Regions from separate parts of the Homo sapiens genome. Here region 2 is linked to region 1. The links are chromatin contacts, found by Hi-C or POLR2A ChIA-PET in ENCODE. All regions are on one chromosome and are shown on one strand. The core of a region is the stretch at or near the end of the contact, and the rest is flanking DNA. Distances in the headings are between cores, read along the strand shown.

Evidence for each region. A loop is a pair of places that touch in the nucleus more often than their neighbours do. ChIA-PET counts read pairs that join two places held with the same protein, here RNA polymerase II (POLR2A). Pooled maps may share reads with other maps.
Region 2: a loop to region 1 is called in a map with no recorded cell type, with 6 times the contacts of the local background. The contact joins two enhancer-like sites. A Hi-C loop is called at or near these places in 30 of 37 single-sample maps with no recorded cell type and 6 of 50 pooled maps. POLR2A ChIA-PET finds 5 or more read pairs at or near these places in 2 of 52 experiments (GM12878 and OCI-LY7).

Annotation. Positions count from the first base shown.
Region 1 is chr13:102,967,447-102,974,459 of GRCh38, forward strand. No RefSeq gene overlaps it. Among named protein-coding and RNA genes, the nearest start is that of SLC10A2, 95 kb to the right of the region's middle. RefSeq lists an enhancer at 3,258-3,457. Within about 2 kb of position 3,230, at least 3 of the 41 ENCODE cell types and tissues checked have a DNase peak (open chromatin) inside an H3K27ac peak, as active enhancers do; they include GM12878 and OCI-LY7, where a contact is called at or near this core.
Region 2 is chr13:103,002,865-103,009,877 of GRCh38, forward strand. No RefSeq gene overlaps it. Among named protein-coding and RNA genes, the nearest start is that of SLC10A2, 60 kb to the right of the region's middle. Within about 2 kb of position 4,232, at least 3 of the 41 ENCODE cell types and tissues checked have a DNase peak (open chromatin) inside an H3K27ac peak, as active enhancers do; they include GM12878 and OCI-LY7, where a contact is called at or near this core.

The DNA of each region.
Region 1 (7,013 bases), core at 1,980-4,479:
TAGAGATACTTGGAAATAAGCAACTAACTAAATAACTTTGCTTTTAGCTTCTAAGTATTCGTATGTGAGGTCATGTGTGCAGCTCTGAGTGGGGCCACCATCTGAAAGAATATCAGGACGCATTAAAACCTTGACTGCACACAACTGGGCTGGGTAGTGGGACAGGAGCTGGTGCAGGAATCAGTAGATTTGGTCTTCAGTCTTGGCTTGGATATTAATGACCTTAAGATATCACTGAACACTTCTGGGTGTCAGTTTTCTCACTTGTAGATCAACTACAAGTTCATCTACAAATTGGGCTGGGTGATCTGTAAAGCCCTATAATTCTGCATTCCCAGTAGGATAGATGCATCCTCAGCCTTTTACAGGGGGCTAAGTTTTACATTGAGACAAAATGTGTACATATGCTTGGCAAGTCTTAGCGCACTATACAACACAATCACTGAAGGAATTAGGCCAGATAGATTCATGTGCACATGCTCAGGACTCATCCGTATGGGATTTGGAAGCAGAGGTAGTTCATCAAAGGCACCCCTCCTCCAAAGACCATGTGCCTTACACAGTTTCTAGGTCTGCCCGCTTTTAAAGATTTGATGGAAGAGTCACCTGTGCACCTTATTTCACTTATGCATTTACCTAATCGGAGAAAAGTAACAATAGACTTCCAGAGCAGGAGTAGAAAGAAGCAAAGGAAATGGTGGACAAAGGCTCCAGGTGTGCTGGTTGGGCTCTGGACCCAAAATCCAAATTCTTAGGTTCCAGTCTAGGCTTGCCACTTTCCAGCCTTGACTCACTGGGCAAGATACTGAGCCTGGCGTTCTTACCATCGTCATATAGGTAAGTGGTAGAAGTTGTCCTGAATTAGTGGCATTCTGACTTCATCTTTAGCGTTAGATACTCCTTCCAAACAAACCAGGCATGAAATTCCAGCATGCCTGACAGAAAAAAGGGGAGCCACACTGATTGAAGGAAAGCTTGAAGACCTGTGGCCATGCTAACTGGGCCTTTCCCTCTCACTCCTAAAGCAGTCTTGAGGCAGGAAATCAGGACTTCTGGAAATCCAGTTTGGAAGCCCTTGGGCTAAAGAGCATCTGCATTGATGACAATCTGGTAATATCTCCATGCATAGTCCTTTGAAGTCCCCTCATTTGTCACCAATGCACCCACTGACTTTTCCCCTGCTTCTACTAACTTACTACGTAAAAGGACACGGGTGAATAAAAGAGTCTTTCTCCCTCGGTTTCTGAGCTTTGGTGGCTTTGAGTACTGGAGAGCTCAACTGCAGGTCCCCGCCTTGCTGCTTCCATATTCCAGCTACTCTTCTTTAAGTGAATGCTGGCTGGCATTTAGGGCAATCTGGAGGGTTAATAAGAGCCCCCCATGGCAATTTAATCCTGCATTAGGTAAAGACGCTGTACAGACTGTGGAACACTTGACTTATGCAAATATGACCTTACACAGATTGTTCTATGAAGCCCATAATAACATTTTAGATATGGAAATTTCCACTGTGGGCGGAAACACAAAGTTCTGCGGTGTGTGGCTGATTGCCGGGAAGCCAGAGTGCTGGGCAGGCAGGGCCATACAAGGGGAGGGCCTTCGGACTTTGCTTTCACGTTGCTCTGTTTTCCTATGGATTTTTGCTAGGCTACGTGTGCTATTTCAGTATTGTTTGTGTTGTTACTCCATTTATTGCATTCTAACTGTGACTGAATAAACCAGGTAATAGCAAGGGGGTACATTAGAAGAAAAAAAATGAAAGTTTAAAGGTTCTTAAAAATGCCAAAGCCTTTATTCCATTGTATGTGGATTTTATTTGGCTACTTCAACATTGAAAAGTATTTTGAACAAAAGCGCAAGCACAAAAGAGCACATAATGTTTTCTGCACATGGTGCAATGCTTAAGAGTCTAGGTTTTGGAGCTAGACAGATGGATTCTGAGTTTTGTCTCCTCTTTGCTATGTGACCTTGTCAGATTACTTACTGTCTTCCAGCTCAGTTTATCTTCTGTAAAGTGGGTGTGATGATGATACTGGAGTCTCTTAAGATTTTACTAAAGATTAAATGAGATAATACATGTAAAGTGTCTAGCTTTTGGCCTGGTACTTACAAAATCATACAACTCACAATTAAATTTCATTTTTGCATTGTTGGTAATGTTTACATTTCATAAATAGCACCTGCTGTGATAGCACTATGGATTTTTTTGAGTACTTACAAAAGCAGGATCTAAATGAAAAGTTAGCGATAATGCAGATAAAGGATGAAATTTAAAAATGTATACTATGTATTCAAATGATGATTCAAACAAGGAAGATAGAGAGCGAAAATATAATGCTTATAATGCAATGCTGTGGGAAGCCATGGGTGGTTCAATAGATTTAAAATTTGTGCCAATGTTCAAAATGTAAAAGTGAGAGGTTGAGAAGGCTAGTGCAGTCATAAAAGCCATAAAAATTATCCTAAAATGTTATGAATAATTATAAGGAGAACCTGGTATGGCACATAGCAACTTTTTGTTGTGAATTAAATTGGGCTCTTTTAGGGAATGATGTCAAAAAGGGGCAGACAATAAACAGTATTAAAGACCACATAAGCTAGTCATGCATTACTTTTCCCAAAGCGTTCAGTGTTAGTTAAAGCTAATACTGGCACTGGTTTATCATTTAGAACATCCATGTGTACTCGAAGGCCTTGGCAAGCTTGCAAATGTGTATATGTTTGAGCCAAACGTGCTTTGAAAGACACTGGGAGCAGCATGGGTGAAAAAAAGTGAGTAGATCTGGGCCTCTGTGAGGAAACCGAGGACTAGACCATGCTTTTATCTTTTGAGATCTTTGGCAATAGAATAACCATCAGTCCTAATTGCTTAGTGTTGCCTGACGCTCTCTTTCCATTATGTGAATTTATATTTTTATCTTCTTGACTTTCAGTTGCTGATAGGTTCTCCGTGATTGACTTATTACATTCCTGTTTGGCCTACATTTACTTGGAGTACACCTGTATCATTTTGAGAGAGACCTTCTTAGTCTTGCTAAATTGAAAGCTTCATTTATTTACTTTTTTATTTTTGTCTAGAGTTGGACTGGCAAGGCCTCTGAAGTTGTGAGTTGACTTCGCCTAGGCTGCTTGTTCTTCAGTCTCAGAACATCCTTAGCCACAGGTCATCTTTAAGAGCAATTTACTTATTTCATCTTGGTGAGAAAGAGCACTTAACATGAGATGGACCCACTTGACACATAGGTGAAATATTGCGTAGCAGATCTCTAGAGCTTATACTTGCTGAGCAGCAGGTGTTCACCTTTGTAACTGTGGGAACTTTACACTTGTGGAACAGTAACTCTCTGTTTCCCTTTCTTGTAGTTTCTGGCAACTGCCATTTTACTTTCTGTTTCTATGAGTTTGACTATTTCAGATCCCCCACATAAGTGGAATCACTCAATATTCATCCTTCTATTGCCACAGAAAAACTTGCATCAACTGATGCTGACTTGGATAACCTGGGATTTTTTTTTTTTTTTTTTTTTTTTTTTTTTTGGTACTGAGTGCAATGGCTGGACTCAGTACCAAATGGCTGGAGTGCAATGGCGCAATCTCGGGTCATTGCAACTTCCGCCTCCCAGCTTCAAGTGATTCTGCTACCTCAGCCTCCCGAGTAGCTGGGATTACAGGCGCCCACCACCCCCAGCTAGTTTTTGTATTTTTAGTAGAGAAAGGGTTTCATCATGTTGGCCAGGCTGGTCTCGATCTCCTGACCTCAGGTGATCCACCCGCCTCGGCCTCCCAAAGTGCTAGGATTACAGGCATGAGCCACTGCGCCTGGCCGGATCACCTGGGATTTTAATCTTTCAGCCTAGCACAGTGCCTGGATTGCAGGAGGCATTCAACATATACTCTTTGAGAGAGGTCTTATTTAGAGTCACTGAATTAAAAGATTTATTTTGCCTGGGTGTGGTGGCTCACATCTGTAATCCCAGCACTTTGGGAGGCTGAGGCAGGCGGATCACCCAAGGTCAGGAGTTTGAGACCAGCCTGGCCAACATGGTGAAATCGTCTCCACTAAAAACACAAAAATTAGCTGGGCATGGTGGTGGGCGCCTGTAATCCCAGCTTCTCAGGAGGCTGAAGCAGGAGAATCGCTTGAACCCTGGAGTGGGAGGTTGCAGTGAGTGAAGATTACGCCACTACCCTCCAGCCTGGGAGACAGAGCGAGACTCCATCTCAAAATAAATAAATAAATAAAAGCTTTATTTATTTACTTTTTGCCAAATAATAAATTTTTGTATGCTTTGGATGCATGGAAGAAAATGATTGTGGCCAAATATACATGTTTACCATAAAATCAATTTATTGCTAAGTACTAAAGAGTAAAAAAATTACAGATGCGACAGTAATAACAGCAACATTTATCCATTGAGCCTTTCTTGCCTGCCAGCCCTGGTGCTAAGCTTCACGTTCATTTAATCCTCACAACAATCCTGGAAGGTATGTATTAGAATCTCCATTTGTAGATGAGTAGCAGTATTTTAAAGTTTGGAGAATAGCCCGGAAGGTCACAGTATTGTTGGAACTGAGCTCATGCATTGGAGATTATGGAATGATTTGATCAGTGTTACTCTGCTTCCTTCGTTGTCTCCAAGCTCTGATGGAAAAAGTTGCAGACCATCTTAGTCACTACCTGGGCAAGCTTTTCTTTTTTTTCTTTTTGTTGTTTTATTTCAATAGCTTTTGGGGTCCGTGTGTTTTTTTGTTATATGGATGAATTATATAACGGTGAAATCTGAGATTTTAGTGCACTCATCACTTGAGTAGTGTACATTGTACCTAATGTGTAGTTTTTATCCCTAGCCCTCCTCCCATCCTCTCCTTTCTGAGTCTCTAAAGTCCATAATATCACTCTGTTTGTCTCTGCATACTCATAGCTTAGCTCCCACTTGTGAGAGCTAAGTGAGAACATATGGTTTTGGTTTTCCATTCCTGTGTTACTTCACTTAGAATAATGGCCTCCAGCTCCATCTGAGTTGCTGCAAAAGACATTATTTCATTCCTTTTAAAGGCTGAGTAGTATTCTGTGGTGTGTATATACCACATTTTCTTTATACACTCATTAGTCGATGGGCATTTAGGTTGGTTCCACATTTTTGGGTAAGCTTTTCTTTCATAACATACATCTATTTGGTCATTTACTTTTAGTTTTGCCATTCAGGGTGACAGAGATATTTTAGATGCTCTGATTATGTTAAAGAATAAACCCCAAGAAAGGTGTTTATTGAAATGCAGTTAGTTTATCCAGACATATTCCTGGTTCTTAAGCATGTTTCCTTGTTCAAGTTCAACCGTTTCAGTTTGGTTTCCTGCTAAACTTGGAGGAATCAACTATTCTCTTAGAGTAAGGATTTTGCTTCTTGTCTCTGAAATGATGGACTTGAGTGCCCTGTGAGACATAAATTGCCAACATGCATCCTGGCGTCCTGGAGTGAGGTTTAGAGGGGAGTGGTAAGACTGTCCTAGAGTAGTTTCAGTGGAAATGTCTTTCTCTCTCCTCCACCCTCTCGCTATCGTGTTTTCTCTCTCTCTGCATTGTATGTTGAGGAGCACCAATCCCATTAGTAATAAAAATCAATTGCACTGAAAACAGCTGTGGTCAGAATAACTCGAAGGAACCATTCTTCAAAACCCACCGCTGCATGTCAAACCCCAGACTTCACAAACAGGGCAGTAGTTTGATCTTAAATTATTTGAATTTACCTTATATTCTTTGGCTGTAAATAAATAAAAAGCCCCTTTCTTCCTAAATTTAAATCAGAACTGTTACTGAGTTAATTTAAGAAATTTGCTCAAGCTAATTTGCAGTCATTAATTTCATGCAGATTTTTAGTGCTTTGTAAAAACTGCCCATGAAGAAAATCCACAGACAGATATTCTGGGTAAGTGCAGAGACATTAGGTTTCAAACAGCGGGCATGGGCATAGGCACACCTTTTAATTACACTGAACTTATGATGGGTCAACATTTCAAGGTTGATCTGAATCGTGCGTTACCTTGAGCACTGTCATCACACTCAGGGCAATCACTGACCTTGAAGGAAAACAGTTAATAATGAATAGCAACTCAGCAATTGGTCATGTCACAAGATAACTGGGAGAGAGAGGGAGGAGAAAGAGAGAGAGAGAGAGAGACGGAGAGACAGAGAGACAGAGAGAGAGAGAGAGTTAAAAACATGAAGCTAATGATTCCTTGGGCTTTGTGTTCTTTTTCCAAGATACAGTGAACATGCACTCAGCCATCCATCCATATTTTCTTTCCAACTTCCCTCCAGCTGTATTTAGGAACCCTGTGTCTGGCTGTGTCTTTTGTTTTGTGACCTAAACTGGCTTGTATGGGAATAAAACTTGCCAGCCTTCTTCCTTGTGCATGTTAGAGAATGAGTATTGGTTGAATGGATTTTACCCTCATCTCGTTAGGATTATGCTCCAAGAAGTGTGAGTTAGTTGCATCACAACTCAGAAACTCAAAACTCTTAAAAACTCATAATTTTTCCTCTTTTTCTTTTTAAAAATTCCTTAAAATAAAAACCTCTCCTTACTTTCTCTAGGATGAGGAAATCATCCTTAACATAGAAAGATAATTATTCCACATTATTATTATTTTTATATTCTTTTCCTCATCTTCTTTGTGGTGGTACCACATTTTTTTCTTAAAGCACAAAATAATTTTTTTCAGCCTCATGCTAGTACTGAGACGTACCTGTTGTTAAGACGATCGGTTACAAAGCATGTTCTTAAATAAAGTACCTGTCTTTGGAAAGCAAGCCCCCCAGTATGGACTGAGTGGGGTGAGCAACGAAGGCAAGGTGGAGGCACAGATCACCTGTGCACCTCAGGTGTGGTCTCTTCCAGGCACCCCCCACCTACTATCCCGTCTCTGTCCTTCTGTCCACTGAAAAGTGCCTGTGACAGCTCACTGAATTCCAGCCTCACCTCCCTGACAGGGCATCTGCGAACAGAGACTTG
Region 2 (7,013 bases), core at 2,982-5,481, 36 kb after region 1:
ATGTTGTCTTAATCCCTTCCTTATGGATTTGACGTATTTGAACAATTTCTTACTTTCTGAGGCCATCTTATCCAGATTTATTTCTTCCCTTTCTCTTTGCACATACAGGGCTAGCTTCTGAGACCCCATCTTGGGCTAGAACCTTTTTGTCTAGGTTCCAGAAGGAACATTTGACAATACCCTAAAACATATTTGAGTAAATAGTACATGCAGGTATGCACAGAGTGTGATTTTTGCCCTGGTTTTGGAATGAATCGAGGGTCTAAATTGTGCTACATAATTAAGTTTGTTCTGGAGAAGAATGCTTTGGTGAGGACAAGGACTTACAGGAGGATCCTTGCTGAAAAGTTAACAAAGTCTTCCTTCTGTTGAAGCTGGAGAGCCAAAGCCCCGAAGTCTGTCCTCCTCAGCACGTCTGCCACCTTCGCACTTAGATGATTTATGTAAAAGCCTTTTGTTGTTTCTCATAATATCATAGAACTTTAAGCTCAAAAAGAAAAAGGGAAAGAATAACAAGGATAATTCTTGGTGAGGTGGCGGGAACACCCAGCCTGCCTGCTCAACCTTCACCCTAAATGAGATTTCTTTTTTCTTTTTAATAAAGGGTATGTACTTTCCCAGTCTTTTGACAGAAAAAAAATATGAGTGTTCCCTTGGGTACACTTTCTGTTAGGAAAGCAAATAACGGAAGGAGACCTCTGATTCAAGAAAAGATTTCATAAATATTTCCCAGAAAGACCTGCCTTACTGAGAAGACAGAACAAAAATGGGAAATTCTGAAGTGAAGGCAAACATTGTCTGCTGAGTGTTCTTGCAGAAACATCTGTCTCAGCTCAGCCTATGTTTGGCAGTTCTTTTCTGTCCTGCAGAATGGAGATCCCTAAATACCGCTTGGGATAGTTGAGAGTGAGAGGCTTTTCCATGCTTCTTTTCTATCATCCCTAGGATCTAAATCCTGCCTGATAAGCACATTTTATTTTCAGTCAACAATTATTTATTGAGCAACTACTGTGTTCCAGCTTAGTGCATTTGTGAATTTCTAAGGCCAGGCTTTTTTCTCATTATGGTTTATGGGCAGATATAAAGTGAATGTGGAAATAGTGCAGATGTTTAAAACTGAATTACCAAACCTGAGATAAGAGGGTTGTTAAGTATCAAATGGACACTTTGTTCAACAGCCTGCCAAAATCCTTGGGGTGAAGAATATGAATAGACCTAAGTGCTGATATACACTGAAGAAAGAACATTGTATCAAATGTAGCCAAAACAGTTGATCATGGAGTAGACTTCATATTTTCCAAAGGACTCAGTTATTAATATATAGTGGTCAACATTTCTCTAGTACCGTGGTTGATATTTTCTAAGGCATCTATTATAAGGTGTGTAAATTTCCTGTAGGGTCATGAGCCTGCTATAGAATTTATAGGTGGCCACGTGGAGAAAGTTTACTTCAAGACAGGTGTCAAGAACAAGTTTAAATATTGCCTAAGCACACATGTATGGATTTGTCTGTTTCTGTTCTTTAATTGTCTGAGATTCCCTGCATAAGAAGAAGTTCTAGAGCTACAGTTGCTGGATATTAAGAGGATGCAGGTGACTGGTAGCATTTCTGTGTCTTGCGAGTGTCTGAGCTTCTGTGAGGGACATTTACTTGGCTTTTTCTGCCCACTGTGAACTGGTCTCAGAAGATCTTGGGTCTGAAGGCTTCTGATTCAATGGGATTCATTCTTACTTCTCCTGCTAATACTGATTGAAGAGTGCTTGGAAGTTACCAACCTGCAGAAAGTCTTGAAGGGGCAGAAGTAGGTGAAGCATTTGGGAGTGGATGCTTGCTCTCCTTATACCTCTTTATTTATCTCTGTTCTTAGAGAGATAAGTGTATAAAATGACAGGAAGCATCATTTTCTTCACCTTTCCTTATGACACGATGTGCTAAAGGGATTCTTACTGTATGAGTCATGTTGGTCAATGATCTTTAGTCTAACAGATCATAACTTGATAAGCGGGCAAATTATTGTTCAGTTTGGACTTCGTGTTTTGGATTAATGAGCATGTGTGCAAATCAATCAACTTATTTTCTTTCCAGGGAGGAATGTATAATATTAAATGCCTATGGGATGAAATGTGTGGGAAGCAACATAAGTGATGGAGTAAAAATCTATGGGCCCCAAATAGCAACACTTCTCTCTCTGTGCCCCTGGTCTGCCCTTCCCAGGCCAGGGCCTTCTGACAATGATAAGAAAGGGATAAGATGGTCTTGTCAGTGGCAAGCAGCCAAAATAAAAGCGAACTGAGTGATGAGAAAGACCAGGGCCAGCAACTGCTTTGCAGCAATAACCTCATGCAATTAAAGGCCTTCATAGAAATTTCAGTTTTAAAGTCCATTCCTGTATTCCAGTACTTCTGTAACCTGCAGAAAAATGACACATGCTTCTATAAAAAGAGAAAGATGGGTGTGGTAGGAAAATCCTGACAGAGGAATCAGAAAATCTGGGTTTTAATCCCACTTTTGTTATTTATTGTGTATTATTAGAGAAGTCACATCACCTCCATGAGCTCCAGTATTTTTCTCTGTAATATGAAGATAACATCCATTTACAGAACTTTTGTAAGCATTAAATATGTGTGCACTGCTTTGTAAAATAGAATGTCCTCAAAATCTTAAACATTCTATGTTCAATAACAATAATAATAGTAAAACCTGATTAAGAGCATCTTTGAGGCAGATATGGTCTTACTGAGCATGCAGATTAAGGAATCTCCATGTTCTCTTAGGCTGCCAATTTGTTTAGACCAAACATAAACACCAACACTCACTTCTTGAGAAGTTTAATCTCAACCTATCAGCCGTGTGAAAACCTCAGTTGAATATTGATATCATACTAGCTGTGTACACTTAACACGAGAACAGGGTTTTAAGGCAGTCATAGTATGACCACAAATATTCATCTTGATCAAGACCAGACAAAAGATATATTTGAAAACCAGTACAAATAAGATATATGAATTAAGAAAGATCCCCAATTTAGTTCATATGTCCAAAATAATGTCAAGAAACCATTGTGTGAAACCAAGTCCCAGAACTGCTCATATGTGCGTGTCATTCCAAGGCAAGAGCTCAGTTTGGACAAATCCCCAGATGGTTGGCATCATCTTCAATTTAGTTAAATTGCAGGATATATTGTTTCCAACAATTGGATTTCATGACCTCAATCTTGACGCAGTATAACTAAAATACAAGGAACGTTTTCAACATCATTAGATGCCCCAACCATATTTTGTACTTATAAGAACCACATTGGCCCCCTCAGCTACTGGCTGGGATTCATCTTTTATTGGAAATTATACTAAAAATAAAATAAATAAGGAAAGTTTCATTTTTTTCCCCCATGTGTGCTAGGTTGTGGCACATGTACTATGGTGATCCGATAGATTTCAGGGTCAGTGTAAGAATATATTTTTACATCCCTGGATTCAGTTTGGATAACCCTGGTAAAAAAAAAACTAGATACCCAAAAACTGAGATTAATCCTTTAAAAAATGTCAGTGTGTCTCCTACTTCAAGCATCATTTATCACCACTTTTTTAAAAATCTTTTCTACTCCCATAGTACCATCTATTAATAAGAACATGCCATGGTCTTAGAAGGAGGTTAAAATCAAATATTTTGCATTTGACATAAGACGCCCAGCTAAATAATAACTTTCCTCTTTTAACACATGGAGTTAATTTTGCGTCTCCTTGAGAGAAAGTTTGTTTTTCTTAGCTAGGCTTCTCTGTTTGGCCTTAGCATTTCTGTCACCAGCAGCCCCCTTCCCACCACCACTATTAAGCAGAAACTCCAGCCATGGCATTCAACAAAGAAGTGGCAAGCCTCCAAGAAATATATTTCCCACAAACACACAGCTGAGAACATTACAAACTGGGTAGGTCTGGTTTATGTTTGGTTCACCTCCGAATGTCTCAAGTAAAACTCAGTTGAATGGACCAGTGGCAATTGAGAAAAATCACTCGCGAACTCTGGGTTTACTGTTCCGACATGCCCCACGTGAGCTTTTGTCTTAGGTGATGCCTTATGGTTTGCTGACAGAGGACATCAAAGAATGGGGACCAGGCTGAGGACAATTTGCACCATCTTTAATCATCTGGCGAAAGCTCAAGAGGATTTGTTCAGATTCAGTGAAGTAAAAATCCTCCACTTCAGCACCTCGTTCAGACGATATGAGAACCAGATGGGTCTGTACACGCAGCCTGATTGCTACTGTCTGATGTAGACTATTGGAATTGTGTACATCTGTGCCATGGCATCAGGGAATGCCACAGCCCTTGCTTTTGCTTGGTAGACCACACTAGACCTTTTCTAATTAATGGAAGAACGAAAACATTCGTTCAAAAGGCACCTTGTCCTAGTCATTTGTAAATTCATTAGTTAATGAAACATTACATCAGGTTAGGACTTTACAGTTTACAAAGTACTTTCATTTCCTCATTTAATCCTTAAAATAACCTTGTGAAATACACAGGACTGTTGAAAGAGGCTGTGCAGTAGAGGAGAAAATCCAGTGTGCTACCATTTCTGCCTTTAAACGTTTGGTGTTAACTTATATACAGTCTAACGTTGAATTATAGCAAATTACAAAATATGTATGTGCCCCTGGACCATGTTTCCTCCTAAGGGGATTATCCTTCTCCACACATAATTTATGGGGCACTGATTGTCAGACCTTTCCATTGGCGTACTCATAACTGTACAGAAGAATGACTTTGTTTCGAGTGGGTGAAGGGTGAATATTTGGAAGAAAAGTTTGAATAGCAGGTTAAAATGCCATGTTGAGAAGTCACATTTAAAAAAAAACTTAAAATACCTCATCCATTTTGAAAAATATCTACATGCTTACTTTTGTTACCCAATTTTAGGCAAAACTGGCACACTAGAAAGAGAAGCCACATCTATATGCAATGCGTATCCCAGAAACTTCGATTATTTCATAATTGCTCAAACAAAAATATTTCCTTTATTCTTTTATATACCCTACAGATGTCCAGTGCTAATAATATTAGAGTAATATTGGGATAGATTTTTCCTCAGGTTGTTTGGCCCAGTGTTTTTAGTTAAGGTGACTGTGCTGACAATATGGCTATTGAAGTTATGGTTACCAGGCATCTCTGTGGAGAAAAACTATGTCTGCATGCTCTGATAATTTAGGGGCAATTTTTGTTAGGCTTGTCTCTCAGTTCCTCACAAGCAAATATGGTAACAATCCACCTCGGTTTCCAATTCCTTAGCCTACAGAATCAAGTCCAAATTCCTCTGCAAGGAAAACAAGGATCTTCATCATCTGGCCCTGCCCCTGTGTCTCTCTTCATCTTTGGCCACTTGTACTTTTCTCTCCTTCAGCACTTAAGTCCTTGTAGTCCCTAAACACACGAGCATTTCTCCATATCTACACTTTTGTCCATTTGCACATACCATTCTCTTCAACGTGCTTTTTCCCTGCTAATGAGAATAGAAAACTACTCATCCTTCAATGTTATCTCAAGCTTGACTTCTATTAATTGCATTTTAACCTCCTGGAGTGGACTGAGGTATCTTCTTTTATGCCTCCATTACACTTGTTAATCTCGCCGTGGTACCAACCATGATATATTTTACTGCCTGTCTGTCTGTCTCCTGAGTAGGTTATAAAATATTTGAAAGCAGGAGCTAAGGAGCCATCTGTCATGGTGTCTTACACAGAGCAAGCACTCAAGCGATTGTGGAAGAAATGAAGGATGGACCACATGACTCCACAGCAGTCATTTAAAAGTGGTTCTTGTCGATGTCACCCCAAAACAGCTGTAAAGAAAGAAAATATACCTTTTCTTTTCTTTCTTCTCTTTAAGTAACAAATTCTGTCATTTCAAAAATTATAATCTTAAATATAACATTCTTAAAAAGTGATTTGGCTATACTTTTTAGGTTTGCTAGAAGAACTATTTTGATGAAATGCCATCAGCAATGTCATAGAAGAGCAAAGGACAGTAAATGGCTTTACAAAACACTAAGTTATAGCAAGTCACAATATGCTAAGTTATCCATTAAGTGGTTTAATTGATAATGAGACTTATAGGTTAAAATAGAACAGGAGGAGAGGGAGTTGTAACAACTAACGTGGTATAAATAGTACGGGGTATTTTACTCAGATTATGACTTTCCTCATTCATTGTCTCATTCATTAAGGATGTCTCATAACATTAAGGATGTTAAGGATGTTGTTAATGACAGAGTCTTCATAATAACTAGTTTTTCTCAACTTCTGAGATATATTAAGAATTCAGTGACTTGTCACAGGCTTTAATGTATGATTACAGTATCACAACCAAGAAAGCAGGATAACATTAGGTCAGAGCTGTGGATGGAGGGCAGGAGCCTGAGTCTATGACTACTCTCTGAAGTTATTTATGTTAGAGGATGTTTCAGCTCTTATTACGTGAAGCTCCATAGTTATAGTTTTATCAGTTATTCTTATCAAATGAACTTCCTTAATTTTGTTCTCTTTCTTTATATTCTTTTGGATAAGAATATTATGGAGAGCACTTTGCATCCTTTACCAATTTTGGATTGGGTTAGCTTAAATGAAAATAATAAGATAATCAAGGATGGAGCATATCACTATAGTTGTCCAGGAGTCACAAACACATGTAACTTCTTACATGGTGGCACAGGAATTATTGAGAAACTCAGATGATGTAAGGTAAGTAAAATGCCTGGAATCAAATGAAAGAAGGGAATTAATTTATATGTCCATTAATGGCCTTAGATCACACACACACATGGTTTTCATTTTCATTTCTTAGCAACCAGTTACATTCCAAGGTTGGTACACCAGCTTGAGATTACATCTTTGTAGTCACAGTGTATACTCTTATAATCCATATACAGAGATGCACCTAAAACCTCATCTTCTGTGGCCATAGCTGCTATGTATATGGCAGGTACCTAAGGCATGTCAGTGGAACCATACCCTCTAGAC